Linked DNA regions of Homo sapiens: region 1 is linked to region 2. A link is an interaction called in ENCODE POLR2A ChIA-PET data of the cell type or tissue named here. Cell type or tissue: PC-9. All regions are shown on one strand. Each heading gives the region's core, and the rest is flanking DNA. Links, peaks and the distances in the headings are about the cores only.

Evidence for each region. ChIA-PET counts read pairs that join two places held together with the same protein. Peaks named below come from ENCODE experiments on the same cell type or tissue, not always from the same donor. Only the 100,000 strongest peaks of a DNase experiment are listed, where the experiment ranks them.
Region 1: POLR2A ChIA-PET joins it to region 2 with 5 read pairs; 2 of 35 experiments call an interaction of 5 or more read pairs at or near these places.

Annotation. Positions count from the first base shown.
Region 1 is chr6:8,034,985-8,042,984 of GRCh38, forward strand. BLOC1S5 (biogenesis of lysosomal organelles complex 1 subunit 5) reads right to left here. Exons shown (of 5, transcript NM_201280.3): 3 at 6,155-6,284. It overlaps BLOC1S5-TXNDC5 (BLOC1S5-TXNDC5 readthrough (NMD candidate)), which reads right to left. Exons shown (of 13, transcript NR_037616.1): 3 at 6,155-6,284. EEF1E1-BLOC1S5 (EEF1E1-BLOC1S5 readthrough (NMD candidate)) reads right to left here. Exons shown (of 7, transcript NR_037618.1): 5 at 6,155-6,284. Among named protein-coding and RNA genes, the nearest start is that of BLOC1S5, 25 kb to the right of the region's middle. In PC-9, for the core only: no CTCF peak of the experiment used is centred there; no DNase peak of the experiment used is centred there.
Region 2 is chr6:8,151,479-8,163,945 of GRCh38, forward strand. LOC105374910 (a long non-coding RNA gene) reads left to right here and starts at 6,703. Exons shown (of 4, transcript XR_001743950.2): 1 at 6,703-6,782. In PC-9, for the core only: no CTCF peak of the experiment used is centred there; a DNase peak (open chromatin) is centred at 6,593; H3K27ac peaks cover 978 bases.

The DNA.
Region 1 (8,000 bases), core at 1-8,000, 120 kb before region 2:
ACACACACCATGGAATACTATTCAGCCATAAAAAGGAATGAAATAATGACATTCACAGCAACCTGGATGGAATTACAGACCATTATTCTAAGTAAAGTAACTCAGGAATAGAAAACCAAACGTCGTTATGTTCTCGCTTATAAGTGGGAGCTAAGCTATGAGGACACAAAAGCATAATAATAATACAGTGAACTTTGGGGACTCAGGGGGAAGGATAGGAGGGAGGTAAAGGATAAAAGACTACACATTGGGTACAGTGTACACCAAAATCTCAGAAATCACCACTTAAGAACTTATCCATATACCCAGACACCACTGTTCCCCAAAAGCCTATTAAAATTTTCAAAAAGGAATAAAAATCTTTTTTTTTTTTTTAAAAAAAAGGCATAGAGTGGCTGAATAAATAAGACCCACCTCTATACTGCCTACGAGAAAGGCACTTCACCTATAAAGACATGCAAGTTCTATGTGCTAATGAAAAGAACGTGTATTCTGCAGCAGTTGGGTGAAATGTTCAGTAAATGTTAGTTGGGTCTTACATTTCCACGCAACCAGAAAAAGATATTCCATGCAACTGGAGACCAAAAAGAGCAGGAGTAACTATACTTACATCAAATAAAACAGACTACAAATCAAAGACTGCAAAAAGAGACAAAGAAGGTCACTATATAATCATACAGGGGTCAATTCAGCAAGAGGGTTGTAACAATTATAAATATCTATGTACTTAACACTGGAACTCCCAAGTACATACAGGAAACATTAATAGATCTAAAGGGAGAGATAGAATGCAATAGCCGCAGGAGACTTCAACATCCCATTCTTAGTAATGGACAGATCATCCAGACAGAAAATCAACAGAGAAACATTGGAGAGTTCAACTACAAACTCGACCAGGCCTTAATGACACTTACAGAACCTTCATCCAACTGCAGCAGGTTACACGTTCTTTTCATCAGCACACAGAACATTCTCTGGAACAGATCATATCTTAGGCCACAAAACAAGTCTTAACAAATTCAGAAAAGATAGAGATCATTATCAGGTATATTTTCTGACCATAATGGAATAAAATTAAAAATCAGTAACAAGAGGAAACTTGGAAAATACACACACACAACATGCTCCTGAACAACCAATGAGTCAGGGAAGAAATTAAGAAGGAAATTTAAAAATTTCTTGAAACAAATAAAATGAAAATACAACATACCCAAATCTATGGGATACAGCAAAAACAGTACCAACAGGGAAATTTATAGCAGCAAAAGCCTGTATCAGAAAAATAGAAAGACTTCAAATAAACAACCTAACAAGGAACAAAAAATTAGGAGAAGGAAAGAAATAATAGAGACCAGAGCAGAAATAAATAAAATTGAGGCTAAAAACATCAGAGTCATTAAACTATTATCAACAACTATACGCCAACAAATTGGAAAACCTAGAAGAAATAAATTCCTAAATACATACAAGCTACCAAGTACAAACCATGAGGGAACAGAAAGCCTCAACAAACTAATAATGAATAACAAGGTTGAAGCCATGATAAAGTCTCCTATCGAAGAAAAGCCCAGGACTTAATGGCTTCTTTGCTGAATTCCAGCAAACATTTAAAGAAGAATTAACACCAATTCTACTCAAGTTCTTCAAAAAACCTGAAGAGGAGAGAATATCCCCAACTCATTCTACAAGGCCAGCATTACCTCAATATCAAAATCAGACAAAGACAAAAGAATTAAAAAAGAGAAAACTACAGGCAATATCACTAATGAATGTAAAGGCAAAAATCCTCAACAAAATAGTAGCAAACCAAATTCAACAACATGTTAAAAAGATCATTCACCATGATCAAGCAGGATTTATCCCAGGAATGGCAGGATGGTTCAACATATGCAAATCTATAAATAACCCATATGGTAACCTCAACAGATGCTAAAAAAGCATTTGATAAAATCCAACTTTCCTTTATGATAAAAACTCTCAACAAACTGGGTATAAAAAGAACATAGCTCAAAATAGCTGTGGGCAAACCCACAGCTAACATCATACTGAATGAGGAAAAATTGAGAGCCTTTCCTATAAGATCCAGAACAAGAAAAGGATGCTCACATTCACCACTTTTATTCAACATAATACTGAAAGTACTGCCAGGGCAATTAGGCAAGAAATAAGGGCACACGAATTGGAAAGGTATTAAGTCAAATTAGCTTTGTTTGCAGATCACATGATCTTATATTTAGAAAAACCTATTGACTCACCAAAAAGCTCTTGGAACTAATAAATGTATTCAGTAAAGTTGCAGGATACAAAATCAACATACAAAATCCATAGCATTTATATATGCCAACAGCAAGCAATCTGAAAAAGAAACCAAGAAAGCAACCCTATTTACAATAGCTACAAAGAACATAAAATACCTAGCAATCAACTGAACCAAAGAAGTAAAAGATCTATACAAGGAAAACTATAAAACTTTGATGAAAAAAATTGAAGAGGGCACACAAAAATGGAAAGATATCCATGCTCTGTAACTGGAAGAATGCCATTAAAGTGACAATAATACCCAAAGCAATTTACAGGCTCAATGCAATCCCTATCAAAATACCAACGACATTTTTCATAGAAACAGGAAAAATAAATCCTAAAATTTATACAGAATCACGAAAGACCCTGAATAGCCAAAGCAATTTTGAGCAAAAAGAACAAAGCTGGAGGCATCACACTACCTGATTACAAAGCATATTATTAATACAAAGCTATAGTAACCAAATCAGCATGATACCAGCATAAAAACACACAGGCCATGCATGGCACAGAATCAATAACCCAGATATAAACTCACACATTTATAGCCAGCTCATTTTCAACAAAGGCACCAAGAACATACAATGGGGAAAGGACAGGCTCTTCGATAACCAGTGCTGGGAAAACTGGATATCAGTATGACTGGGAAAACTGGATATCCATATGAAGAAGAATGAAACTAAACCTCTGTCTCTCACCATCCACAAAAATCAAATAAAAATGGATTAAAGACTTAAATCTAAGACCTGAAACTGTGAAATTACTAGAAGAAAGCCTAGGGGGAAACACTCCAGGACATTGGTCTGGGCAAAGACTTTTTTCTGTAAGACCTCAAAAGTAAGGCAACCAAAGCAAAAACAGACAAATGGGGTTACATCAAGCTAAAACGCTTCCGTGACGCAAAGAAAATAATCAGCAAGTTGAAGAGACAACCCACAGGAGGAGAAAGCATTAGCAAACTATTCATCTGACAACAGATTAATAACCAGAATATATAAGGAGCTCAAACAACAATATAGCAAAAATCCCAAAGAATCCAATTTTAAAAATAGGCAAAGATCTATTTCAAAAGAGACATTTCTCAAAAGACATAAAATGGCCAACAGGAATATGAAAAAAGTGCCCAAGATCACTAATTATCAGAGAAATGCAAATCAGACCACAATGAAATAGCATCTCTAGTTAAAATGGCTTTTAATTAATTAATTAATTAATTATTGACGGAGTCTCACTCTGTTGCCCAGGCTGGAGTGCCGTGGCGCTATCTTGGCTCACTGCAAGCTCTGTCTCCCGGGTTCACGCCATTCTCCTGCCTCAGCCTCCTGAGTAGCTGGGACTACAGGCACCCGCCACCATGCCTGGCTACTTCTTTGTATTTTTAGTAGAGACAGGGTTTCACTGTGTTAGCCAGGATGGTCTTGATCTCCTGACCTCATGATCCACCCGCCTCGGCCTCCCAAAGTGCTGGGATTACAGGCGTGGGCCACCACACCCAGCCAAAATGGCTTTTATTAAAAAGATGAAGAATAATGGATACTGGCGAGGATGTGGAGAAAAGGGAACTCTCGTATACTATTGGTCAGAATATAAATTAGTACAACCACTATGGAGAACAGTTTGGAGGTTCCTCAAAAAACTAAAAATAGAACTACCATATGATCCAGCAATTCCACAATACTGGGTATATATCTAAAAGAAAAGGAGAGAGACATCTGCACTTACGTGTTTATTGAAGCACTAGCCAAAATATGGAACCAACCTAAATTCCCATGAATGGGTAAGGAAATGTGGTATATATACACAATGGAATATTATTCAGCCATAAAAATGAATGAAATCCCATCATCTGCAGCCACATGGACAGAACTAGATGTTATTATGTTAAGTGAAATAAGCCAAGCACAGAAAGACAAATATTGCATGCTCTCACTCGTATGTGAGAGCTAAAGAAATGGATCTCATGAATATAGAGAGTAGACTGGTAGTTACCAGAGGCCAGGAAGTATAGTGAGGAGGAGGGCATGAGGAAAGGTTGATTAATGGATATAAATATATGGTCTGATGGAAGAAATAAGACCTAGTATTTGATATATCAGTAGGGTGACTATAGCTTACAATAACCTATTATATAATTCAAAATAGCTAGAAGAGAATAATTTGAATGTTTTTAACAAAAAGAAAGGACAAATATTTAAGGTGATGAATATGTGAATTACACTAATTTGGTCTTTCCAAATTATATGAAAGCATTAAATTACCATAAGTACCCCCAAAATACGTACATTATACAATAATACAAAAGTAAAGTTATTTTTAAAAAGCTAAGTCAATGTAGTATTAGCTTTAAAAAAAAAAAGAAAATAATTTCAGCTTGGCATTAGGAACAGATTTTGGCCGAATGCTCACTCATTCATTTCAATGAACAAATTACTAGTGAGTGGCTATAAAGTAGCAGGCACTGTTCTAGGTGCCTGAGATACCACAGTGAACAACAACAACAAAAGTCCTGAGCTTACAGGACTCAAATTTTAGTTGGGAAGACAGGGGTATGGGACCAGGCTAAAACCACAAATATGGAATTTAATTATTAATTGGTATACAGATGATATTGAAAGGCGTGATTCTGTATAAGCTCACCAAGCGAGTTTAAACAAGAAAGCAGTTGCGGAACCAAGCCTCCGAGCACCACATGGTGAAAAGTCGTGAAGTTAAGTGGGAACTAACAAAGTAGACTGAGAAGGAGGAGCCTGTGTTGTAGGAGGCAATCCAAGAAAAAGTGATAATCCAGGAATAAAGGCAGACTTTTCTTACTACCTTTTCAAAGATATACAGAAGTAACATCCTGAAGTGGAACTTGAGCTCTGGAGGCAGAAGAGCTAGGCTTGGATGGTAGTTCCTCCAATTATTATTGGAGAATCTAGAGTGTTCAACCATTATAAATTTCGGTTTTCTCAACTGTAAGGTGGGGAAGATGATAAACATTTATCTTACTGGGTTATGATTAAAAAAATGAAAAAATACAGGTGAAAATTCTAACTAGTAAAGTGCTATATAAATTCGTTTGTATTTTTAATTACAGTCTGTTCTTAAAGATTTCTAGGTAAAGATGGCAGAATGAAGTAAAATCACACAAACTTAGTCCTTTAAATGCCTCTCAAAATAAATAGTTTTTTAAAAGTAAAAAAACTTCACCATTTACTAAACAGTAAAGAATTATAATTGCATACTATAAACTTTGAAAAGTAGCAGCCAAAAATAGGAACACAGATTGTAGTCAAGAACCGAGATTCCTGGCTGGGCACAGTGGCTCACGCCTGTAATCCCAGCACTTGGGAGGCCGAGGCAGGTGGATCACGAGTCAAGAGATCAAGACCACCTTGGCCAACATGGTGAAACCCCATCTCTACTAAAAATACAAAAATTAGCCAGGCATGGTGAGACGCACCTGTAGTCTCAGCTACTCAGGAGGCTGAGGCACAAGAACCACTTGAATCTGGGAGGCCGAGGTTGTAGTGAGCTGAGATTGCACCACTGCACTCCAGCCTGGGACACAGAGTGAGACTGTGCCTCCAAAAAAAAAAAAAAATTTGTAAAAATAGGTGAAAACTGTTTTGACTTTCTCACATACTAAACAGATTGTCTCGTGTACCACAGATGCACACATCTCACTTTGGAGATTAATGCTGTTTGGAGATTAATTAATGGCAACACACATTAATCACTAGAAAACCACTTTCTCTGTAACTGAGCTTCCCTCTCCCTCTCCACCTCCCCCCATAATACCCAAGAAAATACATTTTGGTGTAGCATTCATTTGAAATGAAAAGCAATTAAAAAAGAATTGCTGACTCACATCTCTGGAGAACCTGGCTGAGGCTGTCCCGCATTGTGTCTCTACATTTGGGAAGAGTATGTTCATTTGTTTCATGGATCATGTTCTTCAAATTTTCAAGAACTCGCATTTCTCGAAGACCACGTTTTTCCTATTAAAAGAAAGTAGATGACTAATAAATATGGTGTCTTTTCCTTTTTTTTTTTTTTTTTTGAAATGGAGTCTCGCTCTGTCGCCCAGACTGGAGTGCGGTGGTGTGATCTCAGCTCACTGCAACCTCCGCCTCCTGGGTTCAAGTGAGTCTCCTGCCTCAGCCTCCCAAGTAGCTGGGACTACAGGCTCCCGCCATCACATCCAGCTAATTTTTTGTGTTTTTAGTAGAGATGGGGTTTCACTGTGTTAGCTAGGATGGTCTCGATCTCCTGACCTTGTGATCCGCCCACCTCGGCCTCCCAAAGTGCTGGGATTATAATCGTGAGCCACTGCGCCCGGCCATATTGTGTCTTAAATCTTAGTAATTACTTTCTTTCTTTCTTTCTTTTTTTTTGAGATGCAGTCTCGCCCTGTCGCCCAGACTGGAGTGCGGTGGCGCTCTCTCTGCTCACTGCAAGCTCCGCCCGCTGGGTTCCCGTCATTCTCCTGCCTCAGCCTGCCGAGTAGCTGGGAATACAGGCGCCCGCCACTACCCCCGGCTAATTTTGTATATATTTAATAGAGACGGGGTTTCACCGTGTTAGCCAGGATGGTCTCTATCTCCTGACCTCGTGATCCACCCGCCTCGGCCTCCCAAAGTGCTGGGATTACAGGCGTGAGCCACCGCGCCCGGCCTAAATCTTAGTAATTACTTTCTAAGATATCCACCCAGGTTTTGGTTGTTAGGTTATGACTTATTACTGAAAATTTATGCAGCTTTCTTCTAATTATTTGGCAATAAATGCCTCATAACCCAGAGGCATTTTTAAAATTATGAAATGCTCCAAAAGTTGCAATATGAGCAATATTTTTATAGCAATGTTAAAAAATTGGCAAGAGAAATACTAAAAGAACCAGAAAAATGGTCCAGATTGCCACATATTTTATTAGAAGGAAATTAAACACTCCGATCTGATCTTAAATTTCATTTTGTCATTCTAACTATCATATAGCTTCTGTTATTATGTGCTATATTTTTTATCTGATTCCCTTTCTTTTCTCAAAATAAAAATGGGTAGTAAAAGTAATATGTAGATACTTCCCTATATAGAAAAGAACACTGAAGGCCTGAGGCTATTATCATTAGAAAGGCCTCCTCATAAGGTTGGCCCTGGCTGGGGGCTGGAAACTTGACTAGTAAACAGTTTCCTCCGTTGGTATAAAACCCTTCCATAAATTATAAAAGTGGTTCACTGTGCCTAAATGGTTTACACCAAGCTTGTCCAACCCACGGCAGACGGGCTGCAAGCAGCCCAAGACGGCTTTGAATGCAGCCCAACACAAATTATAAAACTTCCTTAAAACATTATGAGATTTTTTTGTGATTTTTTTTCTTTTTTAGCTCATCAGCTATTGTTACTGTTAGTCTATTTTATGTGTGGCCCAACACAATTCTTCTTCTTCCATTGTAGATCAGGGAAGCAAAAAGACTGGACACCCCTGGTTTACACAAACAATGTGATTAATGTTGAATACCTCTTTCCTTCTGGAAGTCTGAAAATGCTGTATGTGCTAGGCAGAGGATGCCTCCTTGACCAGCCCCCAATAAAACCCCTGGACTCCTAGGCTCAGGCAAGCTTCCCTGTAAGATTACACTTTACATGTGTTGTCACAACTTGTCACAAGGGGAATTCAGTGCATCCTGTGTGACTCCACTGGGGGACGACTCTTGGAA
Region 2 (12,467 bases), core at 2,678-10,677:
TGTAGGAATTCCTTGAGGATCACTTGCTGACCAGGAATCAGGTAGCCTGGCTTTTGGTTTGGGTTTGGCTTCTGATGTGTTGTGTGCTCATGCAAATTATTTGAGCTTCAGTTTTTCTTTTCTTTTTTTGAGACAGGGTTCACTTTGTGATAGAGTGCAGTGGTGTGATCTTGGTTCACTGCAGCCTCCGCATTTTGGGCTCAAGCAATCCTCCCACCTCAGCCTCTGGAGTAGCTAGTATCACAGGAACAAACTACCATTTTTTTTTTTCCTTTTTGTGTAGAGACAGAGTTTCACCATGTTGCCCAGGCTGGTCTCAAACTCCTGGGCTCAAGTGATCCACCTGTCTTGGCCTCCCAAAGTGTTGGGATTAAAGGCATCAGCCACCACGCCCAGACCATTTTTCTTATTTGTAAAATAATCCATGTGATCTCAAAGATCCCTTCCAAGTTTCAAACCTTGAAATTAATAAATGACTTGGAAACTACACAGAGAACTTGCCTGTACATGAGTAATCTGGGTATGCGGATAAAATCTTTTACTTTGAATTCCTAGTCAAAATGTGGACCTAAAACACACAAAAGAGTAGGATGAGAGGAAAACTTACTTCTTACTGCTGTTTATTCTTTATTTTTATTTGATTAGTGTCTTATGTTTGAAGGATATTTGAGTTCTTTTAACTTTTTGATATCTAGAAATGATGAGTTGCTTATTTCCACATTTGGAATGAATTTTATTCCAGGTAATTACTTCAGATGATTGCTCCTATTATTTTGTTTTGGTCCTCTGCCTAAAACATGCCTTAAAGATTTTTCAAAAATAAAATTATTTCTTTCCACAGCAATAAAAGTACATTTTGTGGTAATACTTGACATGCTATGTGCTAATACAGATTCTCTTTGATTTATGATGAGGTTATGTCTTGGCAAACCCATTTTAAGTTGAAAATATTGAAAGTAGAAAATGCAGTTAATACACCTAACCTATTGAACGTTGTAGCTCAGGCTATCCTACCTTAAATATATTCAGAACATCAGTATGAGGGAGTATCGTATTGCATGTCACTAGCCAGGGAAAAGACCAAAATTTAAAATTTGAAGTATGGTTTCTGCTGAAAAATCTTACTGCTTTTGCACCACGGTAAAGTCGAAAAATCCTGAGTCAAACCACCATAAATCAGGGACCGTCTGTAATTGTCAGCTTATGACTTGTAAGTTCTAGGTTTCATAGCTCAAGGCTGGAAGCCAACCTTGTCTTTTCATCAGTCAGTTTTGAATCCAATGGCAATTATGTACCAAGAAGACATTCAAGAACGTTAACTTACACTTTGTGTACTTTTCTATAAAATGAAACTTTAGCATAAATTACAGTTGGATTTATAGTACATGGGATAGAAGATACACTTCCTATTGCTGTCTTCTTTTGTAGAGAAGGCAAATAGCCTACTGCATAGTGATAAGACTGCTAACCTCCTAACTTCACATTTGAAACTCAATTTCCATCTGTTTTAGTTCCACACCGTGTGTCAACGACAGAGTTGGAGGCTATTGATCAAGATCCTTGTGGACCCACCCACACATTCTACATAGAATCATGACTGACAAAGTGACATGCTATGTGTTTTCAAAATGACATAGAGATTGAAAATGGAAAAGTTAAATATAAATCTTCATGGAAGTTTCAGTAATTTTTAATAATTTGTTCTTTTGTGGCATGCATATGTGAATGATATATTTGTCCTAGAGCAATAGGAATTCATTTCCCCACATCTGTAATATCTGCAGTAAGCTAAATTAAAAATGCATTTGTACTTGTACAGTTAAATGATCATATTTAATGAAATGTCAGAGATGAATCTTAGCAAATAGTCAGGAAATTATTTCAGGGAGTGCAGCATTTCATTACTAGCAGTCAGAGAAAAGCAAAGTGATTAAACAAATGGTTTACTGCTCTAAGGTGGTGGCTGCCCAAAAAGAATAGAATGCCAGTGTGTGGAGGTGAGAGACAAATGCTGCCTTTTCTGTGTCCACCGTCTCTCTGCTCTGGTCCCCCTCTACACGATGGAATCCTGAGTCTGATAGTAGCTCAGAGTAGGGGCTTTGGAGACTTTTCTCATGCAATGAGGGAAATAGCCATTAGGAAATGACTATGGTGTATGGGAATCACCTCACATGAGGTCCAGGACCAGGCTTTAGCAAGGCGTAGGCAGATGAGTTGAGTAGGAGTCTCAGATTAATTGAATGAGGACTGGAAGGAGCTGGTTGAAGATCAATGGATATTTAGCCTCCAGATCTTTACCCATGGGGGACAATTGGATGTGGGTGGCAAGCAACATGGAACTGGGAAGAGACAGGAGATTAGTAGCTGTGCTGTGGGTAAGAACAGAGTGGAAGAGGATAGGCAGGTAGGTAGCAGGCAGCAAGCAGGCACAGAGGAGAAGGAGAATCAAGCGGATAGGAGGGAGGTTAAAGGGAGGACACTGGTCATTTGAAAAGGCAGAGTGCAGCTAGTTTATTTGTTACCAATGTAAAGTCACGCCCCACACAAATCTCACACAAGCAACTTGAATCATCAAATCATCAACTGTTTTGGTTGGTGTTATGGGTTGTATGGTGTCCTCTATGAGTATATGTTTAAGTCCTAACTCCTAGTACCTCAGGATGTAAACTTATTGGGAAATAGGTTGCTACAGATTTAATTATTAGGTTTGTGCAAATATAATTGAGGTTTTTGCCATTAAAAATAATGGCAAAAACTGTTATTAACCTAATAGGAAGAGTTCCTACTGAAGTAGAGTAGAATCTCTATCCAGTGTGCCTGGTGTCTTTAGAAGATGATGTGGCCGGGCGCGGTGGCTCACGCCTGTTATCCCAGCACGTTGGGAGGCCGAGGTGGGTGGATCACCTGAGGTCAGGAGTTCGAGACTAGCCTGGCCAATATGGTGAAACCCTGTCTCTACTAAAAATACAAAAATTAGCCGGGTGTGGTGGTGTGCACCTGTAGTCCTGGCTACTCGGGGGACCAAGACAGGAGAATCACTTGAACCCAGGAGGTGGAAGTTGCAGTTAGCCAAGATCGTGTCACGTCACTCCAGCCTGGGGGATAGAGTGAGACTCTGTCTCCAGAAAAAAACCAAAAACAAAAACAAAAAACAAGATGATGTGACAGAGGCAGAAGAGGCAGAGAGTGGAAGGATACAACTGCAAGTCAGGGAGCTCCAGAGATTGACAGCCACCAATACAAGCTGGAAAGAGACAAGAAGTCTTCCCTAGAGCCCTCAGAGACAGCATGGCCTTGCTGACACCTTGATCTCAGACCCTTCCAGAGCTGTGAAACAATAAGCTTTGTTGTTTTAAGCCACCCAATTTGTGGTATTTTCTTACAGTGACCCTAGGAACCTAATACAGTTGGTAAAACCCAATTCTGAATGGCCAAATCAATAAGGCATATTTCTCAGTCTTCTGAATTGTTTCTTAAGGAAATTCCATTACTTTTCATTTAAATTTTTGGTACTGTCATCCAGGGCTAGGGTGAGAGGAGTAAGGCACTTGCCTCAGCTGCAAAATTTAAGGAGCTGCCAAAAACCTCGGTAATTAAGAGAATATTTCAGGACAATATTTTAAAAAATTAAAATTTATGCAAAAAATTATGATGAAGAGAATATGAGCATTTTAAATACAGGATCACTATTATTGATTTTTTTCTCTTGAGTCTGTATGGCCTGGTATCGCATTGTCAACATCTAAATAACATAAGTATGTTTAAAATACATATAGTGAAAGACATAGAGGCAAACATATTCATATAAGATATATTCTATATTCCAATTTTATCTTAGGAAGACACCCAAAAAAGATGACAAGGTAAAAGCAAGGTGACTTGGGTTGAATTCACTTTTCCCCATGTGAGAACTCAGATTGTATTGACAGTGGGAAGACCAGATCAGCAACATTGGGTTACAAGGAGAGCCCAGGTAAGCATTGTTTAAACATGAAATCTGCATAAAAAAGGCAAGCTGCTATAATCGCAGTAGCAAAGGGAATTAGATTCTTTGGCCTTTACCACATGATAGTAAATGACAGCATAATAAATAAAGCAAAAATGATTTCTGACTTATACTTTTCACATCATATCCCGGAGGCACTTTGCTATTGTTACAAGTATATTAAATGTAGGTCTGATTATTTCTCAGAAGGAGCTGACAAGAGACATAGTCTGGTACATGGAGCTTCTGGCCTATGTTTGGTGGTTAATATTTACTGGCTTCATACTTCTCCTGAAGCTAAGGGGAGATCAATGATAGAGCTAGGAGAGACCAAAAGTGGAATGCCTTTTCACACATGTAATGCACATTAACTTTCTTCAGTTGCTTAAAGATGTTGTTGAGTGTTTGCCTAACATGTGAAGTTGGTTATTAGCTATTCTCTTATCCTGGAAAAGTGCAAGTATCACTCCAGTGGCCAATGGAGAGGGCTTAGATATGGATTCTATGACTAGGAGAAAATGGATAAGATGGACATAGATGAAACATGGGGATCTATGTTACTGAAAAAAAATTTTATTGACTTGTTTTTTGGTGTATATAGTTCTATATATTTTAACACATGTATACATTCATATAACCATCACCACAATCATATGAAAACTGCTTTATAAACCCTCAAACTCCCACATATGACTTCTTTATAGTCACATTCTCTAAAACTTTTGTCTTTTCTTTGCAGAATGCTCTGTAAATATTGATTATTTTAGCTGTCATGTTTAGGTATTTAATTTATTTTGAGTTAATTTTTGGAGATAGTATAAAGTAAACATCCAATTTCATTCTTTACATCTGGATATCTGTTTTCCTGGCACTATTTGTTGAAAAGATTGTCTTTTCCCCATTAAATGGACTTGGCACCCTTGTTAAACATAACTAAACCATGTATGTGGGAGTTATTTTTCTGGGCTCTTTGTTCTGTTCTATTGGTCTATATATCTGTCTTTACTCCAGTACCACACTGTTAGGATTTTTGTAACTTTGTAGTAGGCTTTGAAATCAGGAAGTGTGAGACTTCCAATTTTGTTCTTCCTTTTAAAGACTGCTTTGACTGTCATTCAAGCTTTCTTGAGATTCCATATGAATTTTAAAACGCAAATTTCTGTTTTTGCATAAAACATCATTGGGATTTTGACAGAGATTGTATTAAATTTATAAGTTGCTTTGAATAGTATAGACATCTTAAAATATGACTTCCATAATATAGGTTGTCTTTTCACTTATTTATACTTTCTTTTATTTTTCATCAACGTTTTATATTTTTAGTGTATATGTTTTTTGCCTTGTTAAATAAAAAAATATTTAATGATACTTGCTAAAGCCTGGTAAAAAACACTTCATTCAGGACCATCACAATAAGTATCGGGACCAGTGCAATGAGATTTGTAGTCGGGGAGAGGGACTGTGTTTCTAGAAATTTTTCCACTTCATCTAGGTTTTCCAGTTTGTTGGTATACAATTATTTATAGTACACTTATAATTCTTTTTATTTCTGTAAAATTGAATTAATGTCTCCTTTTCTGTTTCTTATTTTAGTTATTTGATACTTCTCTCTTACTTTTAGCCAATATAGCTAAATCTTTGTCAATTTTGTTGATCTTTTCAAAGAACAAACTCTTGGTTTTGTTGATTATCTCTATTGTTTTTCTGTCCCCTATTTTATTTATCTCTGCTCTAATCTTTATTATTTACTTGGTAATGTAGGCTTTGGGTTTAATGAGATTGTTGATTTGAGATCTTCTTTTTTAGTGTAAGCATTTATAGCTATAACTTCCCTCTTATTATTGCTTTTGCCCTAGCTCATCAATTTTGATATGTTGTGTTTTCATTTTTATTTATTTCAAGATATTTTCTAATTTCACTTGTGATTTATTCTTTGACTCATTGCTTGTTTAAGAGTATGTTGTTTAATTTCCACAGATTTGTGAATTTTTCAGTTTTCCTTCTGCTGTTGATTTGTAGTGTCATCGTATTGTATTGGAAAAGATAGTTTGTTTGATTTCAATCTTTTATAATTTATTAAGACATATTTATGCTCTAGCCCATGGTGTATCCTGAAGAATTCCCCATGTGCACCTGAGAAAAATGTGTATTTTGCTGTGTGGGGTGGAGTGCTCTGTATATTTTAGGTCTAGTTGGTGCATAGTGTTATTCAAGTTAAGGGAAGTTTAAAATTTTCCTATGAAGGGTTAACTTGAGCCTTTAAAACAAACTGATAATAGAGTAACAGAAAAAAGCATACAAATATATTAATGTGCATTTGGGCATGGAAGTCATACAAAATAGGAAAACCTCAAAGAAATGACCAGATGGTTGATGCTTTTAAACCTTCTTGAGGTTACGGAAAGAATGGGGGCTTGGAGGAAGATGGCAAAACAGGTTATGGTGCCAAGCCAGGTTATGGGAGGGAGAAAAGAGGACGAAAGGCATGGGGCAAAGGTAATCTTATTAAGGAGATGAAACGTCACAGGGATCAGCACTCAGAAAGAATGAATGGTAGCCTTGGTATTTGCTTATCAGTTAGCAAATACCTTTAAAGGTTTAAAACTCTCAGTTAATCTTTTCTAGATCTGGATAAGGGGGGAGTGTCTCAGAGAAAGCTTATTTGCATCTGTTATTTACTTCATTTTATTTCCTCTACAGATGTAACCTTTCCCCTCAGTAGACAGCTTTGCAGGCTGTTCTTGTGTTTGCAGTCCCTGTGTATAGCCTTCTCAAAATACAAACGGCATATTTTGAGGTAAAATATTTTCAGCGCCTTTAAATGTTTGTATTTCCTTACTGATTTTCTATCTGACTGGTGTATTTATTATTGAAAGTAGGGTAGCAAAGTCTCCTACTGTTATTGTAGATCTATTTCTTCCTTTAAGCTGCCAATATTTCATTCATATATTTTGGAGTTCTGATGTTTGGTGCATACATGTTTATAATAGTTATGTATTTTGGTGAAATCACTCTTTATCATTATATGATGTCCTTCATTGTCTCTTGTAACAGTGTTTGACTAAAAGTCAATATTGTTCTGATCCCAGTATAGCCACTCCTGATCTTTCTTGGTTACTATTTGTATGGAATGTCTTTTTCATCTTTTTACTTTTAACCTGTACATGTCTTTAGATCTAAAGTGAGTCTCCTATAGGGAGTTGATAGTTGAGTCCTGTTTTTTTTTTTTTTATTTACTCCATTCTGTTAATTTATGTCTTTTGATTGAGGATTTTAATCCATTTACATTTAAAGTAATTACTCACATGAAAGGACTTACATTTGCCACTTTAGTAATTGTTTTCCGCATGTCTAATAGCTTTTTTCCCCCTCATTTCCTGCCTTCCTTAGTGTTTTTTGTAATGACTCATTTTCATTCCCTTCTCATTTTCTTTTGTGTATATTGTTTTTAAATTTTTTTTTATTTTATTTATTTATTTATTTTTGAAATGGAGTCTCACTCTGTAGCACAGGCTGGAGTGCAGTGGTGTGATCTCAGCTCGCAACCTCTGCTGCCTGGATTCAAGCGATTCTCCTGCCTCAGTCTCCTGAGTAGCTGGGATTACATGCACCTGCCACCATGCCCGGCTAATTTTTATATTTTTAGTAGAGACAGGGTTTCAACATCTTGGCTAGGCTGGTCTTGAACTCCTCACCTCATAATCCACCCGTCTCAGCCTCCCAAAGTGCTGGGATTACAGGCATAAGCCATCATACCCTGCCTCTTTTGTGTATATTCTATAGATATTTTATGTGTGGTTACCATGAAGACTACTTGTAACATTCTAAAGTTATAACAATGTATTTTAAATTAAAACCAACTTAACTTCAATTGTATATAAAATCTCTATTCTCTTATAGTTCAGTTCATCAACTTTATCTTATCAATGTCATCAATTACATCTTTATGTATTATGTACCCATTATCATTTACAATTATTTTTATGAATTTGTTTCTAAATCCTATAGAAAATAAAAAGTGAAATTACAGCCAAAATTAAAATCATACTGTTTCTTATATGTATTTACTTCATGTATTTACTTTTACCGGAGAATTTTATATTTTCAGATGGCTTTGATTTACTGTCTAGCATCCTTTCATTTCAATTTGAAGGATTCCCTTTGGCATTTCTTGTAGGGCAGGTCTAGTGGTAATGAATGACCTCAGCTTTTTGTTTATCTTAACATGTCTTGGTTTTTCCCTCACTTTTGGAGGACAGCTTTGCCAAATATAGAATTTTTAGTTGATGATTCCCCCCCCCGGCACTTTAAATATATTGCACCACTACCTTCTGGCTTGCAAGGTTACTCTTGAGAAATCCACCAATAATTTTATTGAGGGCCTCTTATATGTGATCAATCACTTTTCTTTTGCTGCTTTCAAGACTGTCTCTTTCTCTTTAGTATCTAAAGTTTGATTATAATGTATCTGAGTGTGGGTCTTTTTGGGTTTATCCTACTTGGAATTTGCAGAGATTCTTTGTAACTACATGTCTTTTCTCAAATTTGGGAAGTTTCTAGCCATCGCTTCTCCAAATGATTTCTGCTTTTCTCTCTCTCTTTTCTCCTTCTGAACTTTCATACTCGTCCTCTTGATGGTGTCCCATAAGTCCTTTTGGCTCTGTTCCCTTTCTTCATTCTTTTTTCTTTCTGTTTCTCAGACTCAGCAATTTCAAGTGATTTGTCTTCAAGCTTGGTGATTCTTTATTATGCCTGGTCAGGTCTGCTTTTGAACTTCTCTAGTGAATTTTCAATTTAGTTATTTTAGTCAGCTTCTAGTTTTTATTTTTTTTGTTTTAAAATTTTGCTGATAGGTGTGTAGTTTAATCCTGTGGTCTGTCATGTTGGGTAACCTGCTACATTGTCATCAAATTTGTTTAGTAGAAAACGCTTATATCAATGAAGAAGAGGTTAGGGTGCATTTTAACGTCATGGAGAGCAGAATTGATAAACTGATATTGGCCATTAAATGTCTCAGAGGTTTATCAGTATAAAGATCACTTTCTTTCAAAATGCTCTATATTTTAAAAAATCAGCTTTCAAAATATTCTTATACAATGGAGAAAATATTGTGCCCTGAATTTCAAAAGACAGGTGCAAGGTTTTGTTACAGGTTAGAGAACAAGACAGGGTTAGATTTCAGGCAGGTAGTGTCTTCATCATCAGAATGTAACATTCTTCCCTTATGCAGGATACATAAATCATAATATATCTGTGAAAAACCTCACAGTTGTGTGATTGTCTATCAATGGGCTGTCTCTAAATCCTGAACAAAGTGGCAGCCAGAGTAACAATGCATTAGGTTTAGTTTCTGTTTCCCAAGACACAGACTCTTTGCATGGCAAAGAGAAAATATATTAAGGCAGTGTGCAAGCATGAGGCATCATTGACCTTACACATAACTTAGCTTATTCTTTGCATTGTCCTTAGTAAGGAGTTCACTTTTTGATTATTTGTTTGTTTGTTTGTTTGTTTTTGAGATGAAGTCTGGCTCTGTTGCCCAGGCTGGAGTGCAGTGGCATGATCTTGGCTCACTGCAACCTCCGCCTCCTGGGCTCAAGCAATCCTCTCACCTCAGCCTCCCAGGTAGCTGGGGCTACAGCCTCATGCCACCATGCACGACTAATTTTTGTAATTTTTTGTAGAGATAGGGTTTTGCCATGTTGCCCAGACTGGTCTTGAATTCCTGAGCTCAAGTGACACACCTGCCTTGGCCTTCTAAAGTGCTGGGATTACAAGTTTAAGCCACTGTGCCTGGCTAATTAGCTTTTTTAAAGTGCTAAAGATTTTTTAAAAACTAAACAAATTTTAGAGGATTTATAGAGATGCATTTTCAGGAAGCTGGATTATTTAGTTATGTTTGATGTGTCATTTATATGACCCTAAACAAATTAAAAGAGAAAAAACTTCAGTCAATTCACTAGTGTACACAAAGACAGGTGATATTTTTGATAAATTTTCCACCATCAAATTAATGAAATAACTAATTGCTTTGATTTCTGTTACACAAAGCCCCAAAGCTGTCAATGCTAGAAAGTAGCACAATTAAATTCATTTGCTTTTTACAGAAAATGAAGGGCCTTAAAATGTTTGGAATATTGAAAGCAGGTATTGGATACTGGGTTGGTCCATTCTCATGCTGCTATAAAGAAATAGCTGAGGCTGGGTAATTTATAATGAAAAGAGGTTTAATTGGCTCACAGTTCTGCATGCTGTACAGGAAGCATGATGCTGGCATCTACTTGGCTTCTGGGGAGCCCTCAGGAAACTTACAATCATGGTGCAAGGTGGATGGGGAGCAGACATGTCACATGACTAGAACAAGTGCAAGAGAGAGATGTGGGAGGTGCCACACACTTTTAAATGATGAGAACTCACTGTTTTGAGGAAAGCACCAAGGGGATGGAGCTAAACCATTCATGAGGAATCCGTCCCCAATGTCCCCATGTATCCATCCCCAATCACCTCTCACCAGGCCTCATCTCCAGCATTGGGGATTACAATTCAACATGAGAGTTGGTGGGGACACAGAAACAAACCATATTAGATATCTTCTTAAGCTTGCTGGGAAACACATGCAAATTACTTTATTTACACATATATAGTACAATGGAAGAAGACAGAGAATCTCTGGCTTAGTCTGGAGAGTTAATCTAATTTTTTTTTTTTTTTTTTTTGAGACGGAGTCTTGCTCTGTCGCCAGGCTGGAGTGAAGTGGCACAATCTCGGCTCACTGCAACCTCCGCTTCCTGGGTTCAAATAATTCTCCTGCCTCAGCCTCCCAAGTAGCTGGGACTACAGGTGCGCACCACCACACCTAGCTAATTTTTGTATTTTTAGTAGAGACGGGGTTTCACCATGTTGGCCAGGATGGTCTGGATCTCTTGACTTCGTGATCTGCCTGCCTTGGCCTCCCAAAGCGCTGGGATTACAGGCGTGAGCCACCACGCCTGGCCTAAATTTCTTATTTGTTAATTGAGCATAGATATTTCATATAAAATTTTCTTTGAATGCACATAATTTGTTATTGATTTATTTACTCAAAAATATTTTTCAAGTGCTTGAGATGCACCAGGCCTGTAAGGCACTGATTCTGAAAGAAGGTATAAATGGAGACTGCACCCTTAGAAAATTTGCTTTTGGGGGGATATAGGCCTTAGAGCTGTGATGACTGCAAACACAAAGTGAAGAGTTGCAAGAAGCTCAAAGACAAAGGTTAGGAAGCTCAGAAAGAGGAGTATTGTTTTTGCTGGGCAGAAGGGTGGCTTTGTGGGAATGGTGCTGTTTAACTTGTCTCAAAGACTGGGTAGGATTCAGATATTTAGGGATGGAGAACAGCACTCCAGGCAGAATGCACAGAGCGAGTGCTGCCAAGGTGCCATGGTGCAGGCTTTGAAAGGGAGCCCTTGGTTTGAGGTGGGACACAGGATAAAATGATGTGAGGTTTGGAATAAGGCTAGAAAAGAAAGAAAACGTTTGAATTTATTGAGTGCCTACTTTGCAGCATGTATTGAGAGTTGCTTGTGAGAATGTCATAGTTTTCAACCCCTAAAACTACTGTCCCCAAATAAGTTTATTTCTCCCTTTTGTTATTTCCTTTTTGTAAAGTGTTATTGTTGCTTTTCTGCAGTTGGGGAAACTGAGGTGTAGAGAAGTTAAAGGACTTGCTGGAGATTGCCTCTTCCCAAGTGGCAGGACTAGCATTTAAAGCTAGTTTTGACTGACGCTTTTTTTTTTTTTTTGAGACAGAGTCTCGCTCGTCGCCCAGGCTGGAGTGCAGTGGCACGATCTCGACTCACTGCAACCTCCGCCTCCCGGGTTCACGCCATTCTCCTGCCTCAGCCTCCCGAGTAGCTGGGACTACAGGCACCGGCCACCACGCCTGGCTAATTTTTTGTATTTTTAGTAGAGACGGGGTTTTACCATGTTAGCCAGGATGGTCTCGATCTCCTGACCTCAGCCTCCCAAAGGCTGGGATTACAGGCGTGAGCCACCGACTCTTAAGTACAAGCTCTTTCTGGTCTACTGCACTGCCTTGAATGAAATCCCAATGAAATGGAAGGTGAGAAGCCTCTGAACCTCTGAGGGTTTTTTTTTTTTTAATTTTTTTATTTTTTGAGACGAAGTCTTGCTCTGTTGCCCAGGCTGGAGTGCAATGGCGCAATCTCGGCTCACTGCAACCTCCACCTTCCAGGTTCAAGCGATTGTTTCACCTCTGCCTCCTGAGTGGCTGTGACTACAGGCACATGCCATCATGCCTGGCTAATTTTTGTATTTTAGTCGAGACGGGGTTTCACCATGTTGGCCAGGCTGGTCTCAAACTCCTGACCTCAGGTGATTCGCCTGCCTCGGCCTCCCAAAGTGCTGGGATTACAGGCGTGAGCCACCGCGCCTGGCCCCTCTGAGGTTTTGAGCAGTTGAGAGGCAGTGTTAGGGGTCCTTG